3 separate regions of the Homo sapiens genome follow, and all the other regions are linked to region 3. A link is a contact called in ENCODE Hi-C or POLR2A ChIA-PET data. All regions are on one chromosome and are shown on one strand. Each heading gives the region's core, a stretch centred on a gene start or an enhancer-like site at or near the end of the contact. The rest is flanking DNA. Distances are from core to core; before and after follow the strand shown.

Region 1 (2,832 bases), core at 140-2,639, 63 kb before region 3:
CCCATCTTGAAGACATCATTCTTCTTTTTCAGAAGTTCCTAAAAATACACTGTGAAATATTAAGAATGTAGAACTCATGGACTAAGATCTGGTCTAGGCTATAGACTCCCTAGCCCATTGGGAGGGATATTCCTCAAATTCCCCAGACTGATTACCATGTGGCCTAAGTCTGAAGATCACCCTAAAGACAGAGCATGGTATCATGGGAAATTCAAGAGCATCAGAGCTTCACAAACCCAAACCCTGGCACAGCCACTCACTAGCTTCAGGGTGACCTTGAGCAATCTTTTTTTTTTTTTTTCTAAGACAGGAAAAAGAATAATCTGAGGCAGAGGTGGGCAGATCACCTGAGGTCAGGAGTGTGAGACCAGCCCGGCCGACATGGCAAAACCCCATCTTTACTAAAAATACAAAAATTAAGCCAGGCGTGGTGTTGCACAGGCTGGAGTACAGTGGTGCAATCTCAATTCACTGCAACGTCCACCTCCCGGGTTCAAGCAATTCTCCTGCCTCAGCCTCTTGAGTAGCTGAGATTACAGGCATGCGCCACCATGCCTGGCTAATTTTTGTATTTTCAGTAGAGATGGGGTTTCACCATGTTGGCCAGGCTGGTCTTGAACTCCTGACCTCAGGTGATCCTCCCACCTCGGCCTCCCAAAGTGCTGGGATTACAGGTGTGAGCCACTGCGTCCGGACAACCTTGAGCAATCTATTTAACCTCTTTCATTTTTCACTTTCCTCTTCTGCAAAATGAGGATGACAGCAATACCTTCTTTGCTTGGTTGTTATGAAGACTGGAAAAAAAGATACACAAAGTACCTAATGCCTGGCAGAGACAGGGCCCTCAATAAATTATTATTATTATTATTATTATTATTACAATTACACAACTATTATTATTCTTCTTCTCTTAAGTGCTTTTACTTATCACCCATGACAAGTGAACAAAGAACTGTTCACCTGAACAAATAATTATGTTGGTCATGGTCTTTGCCTTCTCGGAAATGACAGACTATGGTAAATATAAAATATACCTCTTTTCGCAATCTAAGATTACCTGTCCCTGTTGTACTTTAATCTCACCACTTAATGTTGGAGAGGAATATAATGAAGAGTATGCTGTGTTCTTTGTGCACATGTTTAATCTACAATACTGGACTGGAAACTTGTGTCAGCTCAACTCTTCTACGAACAAGATGCCAAGACAAAATTAGTCATGCAGGAGATTTCTTGGGAGAAACGCCTGTGAAGGATTTGGGGAGGGGCAACCAGCATGGGCAGGGAGGGCCTTCAGAATAGGAGGGAAGGAGGAGGACTGGGTAGTAGGAGTCAGACGGCATTGCAGCACTGAGTCTGAGCCAGGCCGACCAGGAGGCCTCAAGCAAAGACTCCTCATTAGAGGAGTCCCATGCCAGCCAGAAATAGCCTGACCATGGTACCATACAACTACCACATTCAGTTACTAGCTAGAAGAATCCCCAGAAGTCTGTGACTTGTCAGCGTGAATGCAGGGGCAGAGCCAGAGGGGCCGCAGCTGGAAACTGTCAGCTAACTACCCTCCTCATGAGCTTCTCACGCAAGTGGATTTGAGCAGTGCACGCCCGCAGCCTCTAGAGAACTCCCTGAAGACAATAATTGTGTTGGTATTATTGCTTGTACCTAGTAAGTTCTCAACAATTGTTTGTCGAAAACTGAATACGTGATGGTTTTTAGCAACCAGCAGGAAGAACAACCCATTTGCTAAATCCAGGTGGATTAGGTCTCATAATTCCTGAAGAAAGAAAATGTCTTCCATCATTTGAAGTAAATGACAAGGCTCAGAAAATACTCCTGTGGCATAGCAGATCCCAGCCTCCAAACAATAAGTGGGTTGGGGGTGCTGAGGTGATGAGCTGACAGCAAAAGAAAGAAGTGTCAGGCAAAAGTGGCCTGAATTAAACCCACCATTGACTTCATTATGCACTTAATTTCACTTGTATAGACATAGCCACAGGATGAAGTAACCAACAGTGGGTATGGCCTCAAAGGTAAAAGCAAGGTGGTACAAAAACTGCTTCTGAAACAGATGACAGAGTGGAGAGAGCCTCAGGAGCTCGGGGTGGAGGGAAGATTTCAATCGTGGAGGTACACTTGCCCAAAGCAAGCACCCAGCAACTGGAAATCAGGTCACCGCAGCACTCACTGGAGGCTTGAAAAGGATAACTAACTCCAGTTTTCAAAGAATTAAAATAGCTATGGGTGAGGCAAGAGGAAGAAATGACTCACAAATCTGGAGGTAAAATGAGATCTCTGAGCTAATGATGACAAATAAAGGAGGGCAGAGAGAAGAAGCAGTGTTCTTGTCAAGTTCATTTCTCATTTTCATAATAGACAGCTATCTACTTCAATTAAAAATGATTTATTGAACACCTGCTATGCACAAAATGAAAGAAGCAAGGTTTCAAAAACATTCCCATGTCCAAGCAGCATGACTGAGCTCCTCCCAATGCCAGGTATATATGGTGGAGTCTGCAGAAATGAAGAAAATCATTCCCAGTGACTACCCTAAATCCCACCAAGGAGACAAATCCAAAAAACAATTAAAATACAATAACATAGTACATTGTGAATCATGCAGTGATAGAGGCAGGTCTAAGTGTTATGAAAACACTCTAAGTAGGGCAATCATTTAACTCATCATTAAACCAGAATGCTTTGAAAGTAGAAGGGGGCATTATCAATAATTATACTGTGACAATGGGCATAAACTGGGATTGTTCCTGGACAAACCAGGATGAATATCATCCTAGTTGTAAGGAAAAAAACTGGGGAGAGGCCAGGCATGGTAGCTAA
Region 2 (3,022 bases), core at 246-2,745, 40 kb after region 3:
CAACTTAGGAACTATTTATTGAATGTCTACAATGTGTCAGATACTGTGCTAGGTGCAGGGCCTCTGATGACTAATAAGGCAGTGTCTCCCCTTCTCTCAAGGATTAATCCAGGGCACCAGCAGGTATAGCCAAAACCTAGTAGCATGGTTACAAGTAATCTCAAACCTTGTACCCAGGCCTGATCTCAGAGGAACCATCACAAACTTAGCCAGTGACTGAAGCTGATTTCTCTCTGAGGTCGTATTCAATACAGAACAACTGAGGTTATCAGAAAATGGAAGTTAGTGGTCGTATGTTTAAGTTGACATTTGTTAAAAGTCAGAGACATTTGAGGAAATTTTCCTGTCCTGATTAAGTAAAAATATAGAAAGGATATTAAATGTTACTGATTTGACTAACAAATTGAGCTGGAAGATTTGGTCTCTGACTCTTGTAGGGATTCCTTAGTCAATATCAAACTACAGCACTAACAGTCCTTTGCAAAGACAGACTGCCTGATTTTTTTCCTTAATGAGTCCAACTATGCCCATGCCCATTTTCATTAACATATCATCCATGTCACTGTGAAATCATGTGGCAGAATTAAATTCAGAACCATGATAGCCAATAATTCATTAGTAATTAATAGTATAACTCTGGCTCAAAACATCACCTCCCCCAACAAAACCAGTGACTCTAACCAGGATTGGCATATATTCGTTCATTCAACCAATATTTTATGAACTATTTCCATGTGCCAGGCACTGTGCTAGGCACTGAAGTTGCAGCAATGAGCACACAGTCTTGGCTTCTGTGAGGCTTTAAGATGTATTCAATCAAGAGCCATTTCCCATATTCCTGTGGCAGATATCACGCACCAATCACAGCAACCTCTCCTGAAGGTTCAATCCAGCAACCTTCTCCTGAAGCCCCTACGAGCCTGAGGATCTTTCTCAACTTGATACTCAAAAATATTACCAGTCAGAGGTGGAACACAAGATGAACCTTATTGGCCACTTCCAGAGTCTAACTAACTATATTAAAATCACCTGCTATTCCCACAGACGCCTATGCTTTGGTTCATGCTGTTTGTTTCTTTCATCTGCCTCTCCTCCCTTTATATGAACATCCAAATCAACTATTCAGAAGATACAGTTCAAATGCTCTACCTTGAATCCTCCCCAGTCAGAAAGAAATGTCCCTTCTGAATCTCTTTTTAAATGCTATTTAACATAGTTTACCTAATAAAGTACATGCCATGTCTCTCACGTAAACATCTTAAGGCTAAGAAATGTCTTATATGTCTTAGCCTCAAATTATTTACATCTTTGCACACACACACACGCACACACAAACATACTTGCTAGATACTGGTTCAACTATGAGAGAATTTGGGATTAAGAGAGAACATAGAAGCTCACTTGGGTAAAGCTCACTGTAGGGCTATGTTCAGTGGGAGTACATCATTTCTGCTGTTCTGGTTAACAAGTTGCATTTGCAAAGCAAATTACCCAAGATTTTGTTATACGAAAGAAGAAAAGTATGTGCAGAAATGAAACTAAAGTGGATTCTTGTGAGTCATGGTCTTCTAAAGGTTGTGAAGCCCCAAATATTGCACACAGCATTTGTGTGTATACATATATTTGCATTTTCCAGGGAAAGGATTCATAGCTTTCACCAGATTCTCAAAACAGCTGTAAGAACTAGAATATATGTGCAATAATTGTAACAACATACTGACAGATATTGATGTGTTTGTTCTCACACGTCAAAATGGCTTGCTGGCAAAGGGAAGAACCTTTCCCAGGTTTACATCTCTCTAAGGATGATCCTGGTAATCTCCAAACTGTTATTCCTATGATTCACTGCTCCCACTTAGCTTTTTTTTTTTTTTTTAAGCATCTAAACATGTGAATGATCGACAGCATCTATTAAACTTCCATGATAATTTCAAAACCTAACAGACTTCTCCTAGTAAACTTAGCAAATAGATTTTGATGTTAAATCTTGTATACTTTCAGGAAACATGTTCTCCAAAAAACCCAAATTAACATAAATTAACTAACTCAAAGGTATTTAAAATCATCAATAGTACTTTTTCTATCTAGGGAAATAAGGCACTAGGAAAAGAAAATGCATGTAAGACAAATAATATTAGTGAATTAGTTTATTTAAAACCATCAGTTTTTCCAATGTGAATGGACTGGTTCATATCACACCATATTTAGAGATACAAGGTGATTATAACTAACGTGTCTACAAGACATACTGGGTCAAACAATGTGATCAATCCAAAGGGTATCTTTTTAAAAAGAATTTAAGTACTCAGCTGCAAAGATAAGTTCACTAATGAGATTTTCTTTTTTTTTTTTTTTAAAAAAAAAAGGTTTTTAATGAGTCAAATTTATTACAAAAACTTAGTGTGTAATCAAAGCCAAATACATTCCTCAGGCATGCCAGCGGCAAGCAAAATAATGTTAATAGAATGTTATTAAAAAATAAAACTTTTTCTGAATGATATATATAAAACATCATGGCACATTATCATCATTTGACAACAGAAAACAGGAAGATATGTTTCAATACTGACTTTTTGTTGTTTCAATAAAGGTAAAAAAACAAAAATTTCAACAGAACACATAAATTAGAAATTCTAGAGGGTAAGCCATAAAGAGGTGTTCTCTTCCATGCAACTGCCAGCCGGGCATGGTGGCTCACTCCTGTAATCCCAGCATTTTGGGAGACTAAGGCAGGCAGATGGCATGAGCTCAGGAGTTCAAGACCAGCCTGGGCAAGGTGGCAAGATCCTGCCTGTACAAAAAATAAAAAATTAGCCAGGCGAGGAGTGCACACCTGTAGTTCCAGTTACTCAGAAGGCTCAGGTAGGAGGATCACTTGAGCCCAAGTCAAGGCTGAAGTGAGCCAAGATCATGCCACTGTACTCCAGCCTGGGCGCCAGAGCAAGACCCTGTCTCGGGAGAAAAAAAAAAAAAAGCATGCAATTCCCTACAAATAATGTATAATTTCAATGCATGAGAAAAA
Region 3 (2,900 bases), core at 85-2,584:
CCCCAAACTTATTCATTATGCTTATCCATTAATTGTTTTGTAGCCACTAATTAGCTGTAGCTTGTCCACTGAGAGCTTGACAGACTCATCTGTTTTCCAAATTGACTGTATATGGATTTTTAGAATTTTCTCATTTTAAAATAAAAATTGAGTAGATATGCTCACAGAAGGATTGAAGTTCTATTATCACCAATATTTCATATGTTATTGGGTTTTCAATCTCATTTTGTCTTAATTTTTCTCATTTGTGTTGCCCTTGAAGTTGTAAGTTTTAGGGCTTAGGGGCCATGTCTTTTTGTTTGAAAACAAAAGAGCTTCAGAATAAAAGATTGAAAGATTAAAAAAAACTGTTAGCAATGAATGCTTCTGGGTTAATGGGATTGTGCATAACTTTTTTATTTCTGTATTTTCCAATTTCCAAATTTTCCACGAAGTTCTTATAGCTAGAGAAAAGTATTATTTTAAATAATTTTAACTTCTCTTGTCTATGACAATATATGTTGATTTCCATAAAATGCCTCATTAACACTGAAAATAATCTAAACCCTGGTATCAGTAATAAATAGAAGTAAAATTCTTAGATTCATCCAAGGCAAGGGCTGCATGTGCTGGAGGCCTAGTGAGAGGGAGCCACTCCAACAGAAGAAAGGAGAAAAGTTGGAAGCAGAGAATTTTAGTGCCCTCATCATTGCTCCCCTGAATTCAAGCGGCCCAGGTTCATAAACCCACAGAGTGCTTTCTACAGGTCCACAAAATAAAACCTTACAGCACCCTATATGACAGGTGGGCTCTATAGCAGAAATGTGACTTGTCACCTGCCTGGAGCACAGAGCCATTCACAGTCCCAGAGATGGTTTTTCTAGGCAGTGAAGTGGTTCTGAGATTCTGTCTAGGATACTTTTAAGCATAGACTCAGAAATAACAAGTATTTAATGAAGGTAGTCAATACTAGAAAGATTCCTTCCATCTCAGAGAAAAAACTTGGAAGCTAGAAAGACTTAGGTTTTTAAACAGGGATTGGTTTCTCTGGCATTGCAGATATGTTGAAATACATCGAAACCCTTGCTCTGCCTGCTTCCTGATGCTTTTGTTATTATTGTGCCTTGTGATGTCATCAGTTGTGAGCTGGTGATATCATAGTGCATTATTTGAGCCCTAGTCATCACCCAAGTGCTGCTGAGAGGACAGATGATTGAGAGAATGACAGAGAAAATGTTGGAATCTCCTCCTATGCATGAGTCAGAGAGGAAATTGCTACCATCTTCAAGGTCTACTGAGGAAGCACATACTGAATGCTGGAAGCACCAGGGGAGATCCCCAGCTGTTCTTGTCAGAGCAACCCTGAAAGCAAGATCAGAATGGCTGCTCCAAGAGACTGGACCAGGCCACAAAGCATACAGAGAAAACAAGGGTGGGATACATGGATACAGAGAAAACAGGGGCGGGAAGGGGTATGGGGGACATACTTTGGGAAGAAGTCCTCCAAGAAATAGTAAAATCTTTACTCAGGGAAATAGTACAATGCCTCCAGGAGGTAAGACAGAAGCAAAACTTGACAGAAGCTCATCCTTAATCCCTTTGGAAATACAGATTTCTCTCTGGGCCAGAATCCTAACAAGGTAGCCCAGTGAATCCTTGGAAAACAACCATTAAAAGCACGATTTTATGATTTATAGACTCAGTGACTGAATTAATATCACACTTCTGACGTGTACCAGCTGTGATTTAAGGTGATTACTTAACCTCTCTGAGCCCCAGCTTCCTCATCTGTAAAATAAATAATGAGCCCTAATCATAGAGATGCCATAAGAATTAAATGAAGAAATGTTTATAAAGTACTATGTATAGAAAGTACACAGTGCCTAGCATAAAGTAGGCCTACAAAAAAAATAGCTACTAAGTGTATGTGTGTGTGTGTGTGTGTGTGTGTTTGTGTATAGAATTGTGTATTTTTGAATACCTGGTATATCTCATGACAAAGAAAGATGAGAAGCATTCTGGTTTTGGTTTTGGACTTATTAAAGGAGATATTATGCAAAATGTTTTATATGTCAGAATCCCCCCAAAAAATTAGTCCAAATAACAGTGTACCATGACAAAGTTATCCTGTGTTCTGGGTTAATGGCTTTTCAAACTCATTTGGAGTCGGTTTAGGTAAAATACTGTGCAAGTTTCTATATATCAAAGAAAAATTGCACAGCATAGAGCTAAACAGGCAAGAAAGACTGTATTCAATACTTATTGCCATAGGAGTCAAGTCTATTGCAATAGGGGAGAATGGTTAAACTTGAAAACAAAAAGAGGGAGAATTTTTAAGCACTGGAGTGAGCAAATAGAAAAGTACTAGAGGACATTAGCGCTGGCCAGTGGGAGTAGGCCATCTGTGTTTGCTAGCTGGTGCTTGTTCATGTATTAAAGCTAGGCTCCTATGGTCCCACAGAGACTGGGAAATAGGGGAGCTGTCTTTCTTGATAATTACATTGCAAAGTGGCGGCTCCCAGGTCCTTGTGAAAGACATTCCTGGGTTATAAAACTTGCAAGAGGTTGGGAGAAGATTGACCTCTCAGAGGGCCAAAGAATTTACAATTACAAGCTTTCTACAGTAAATATTCTTCCTTCTGAACTACAGTTCTATGAAAAAGGGGGGAAAAAAGAAAGGAAAAATGAAGTACATGCTCTAAGAAAAAGAGAGCTCAAGGGCCTATACTCGGGAAGAAGCCTGTCTAAAATTTAGTCAAGCTGAGGGGAACTTTAAGACCATCTTGATCATATACCCAGCTTGGCAGGGTCTGCCTTCATGTATCAGTGAGGAGATTGCCATCTAAAGCATGTCTTCTCTGGAAGCACCTGTCTAAAACTAGTTGCCTACCTCCATTTGCAATAACCTGACTTTCATGGGT

The links. Hi-C counts contacts between places; a loop is a spot of excess contacts on that map. ChIA-PET counts read pairs that join two places held with the same protein, here RNA polymerase II (POLR2A). Pooled maps may share reads with other maps.
Region 1: a pooled map shows a loop between it and region 3 (4-fold over the local background). The contact joins two enhancer-like sites. A Hi-C loop is called at or near these places in 3 of 37 single-sample maps with no recorded cell type and 8 of 50 pooled maps. POLR2A ChIA-PET finds 5 or more read pairs at or near these places in 1 of 52 experiments (activated B cell).
Region 2: a loop to region 3 is called in a map of CD14-positive monocyte, with 3 times the contacts of the local background. The contact joins two enhancer-like sites. A Hi-C loop is called at or near these places in 6 of 168 maps with a recorded cell type or tissue (CD14-positive monocyte, CD8-positive, alpha-beta T cell, GM12878 and 3 more), 9 of 37 single-sample maps with no recorded cell type and 12 of 50 pooled maps. POLR2A ChIA-PET finds 5 or more read pairs at or near these places in 13 of 52 experiments (AG04450, GM12878, H1 and 8 more).

What each region holds. Positions count from the first base shown.
Region 1 is chr3:101,963,493-101,966,324 of GRCh38, reverse strand. All of the region lies in intron 2 of RDUR (RIG-I dependent antiviral response regulator RNA), which reads right to left. Among named protein-coding and RNA genes, the nearest start is that of RDUR, 24 kb to the right of the region's middle. Within about 2 kb of position 1,389, at least 3 of the 41 ENCODE cell types and tissues checked have a DNase peak (open chromatin) inside an H3K27ac peak, as active enhancers do.
Region 2 is chr3:101,860,133-101,863,154 of GRCh38, reverse strand. It overlaps NFKBIZ (NFKB inhibitor zeta), which reads right to left. Exons shown (of 12, transcript NM_031419.4): 12 at 2,133-3,022. Among named protein-coding and RNA genes, the nearest start is that of NFKBIZ, 12 kb to the right of the region's middle. Within about 2 kb of position 1,495, at least 2 of the 41 ENCODE cell types and tissues checked have a DNase peak (open chromatin) inside an H3K27ac peak, as active enhancers do; they include CD14-positive monocyte, where a contact is called at or near this core.
Region 3 is chr3:101,900,530-101,903,429 of GRCh38, reverse strand. No RefSeq gene overlaps it. Among named protein-coding and RNA genes, the nearest start is that of RDUR, 39 kb to the left of the region's middle. Within about 2 kb of position 1,334, at least 5 of the 41 ENCODE cell types and tissues checked have a DNase peak (open chromatin) inside an H3K27ac peak, as active enhancers do; they include CD14-positive monocyte, where a contact is called at or near this core.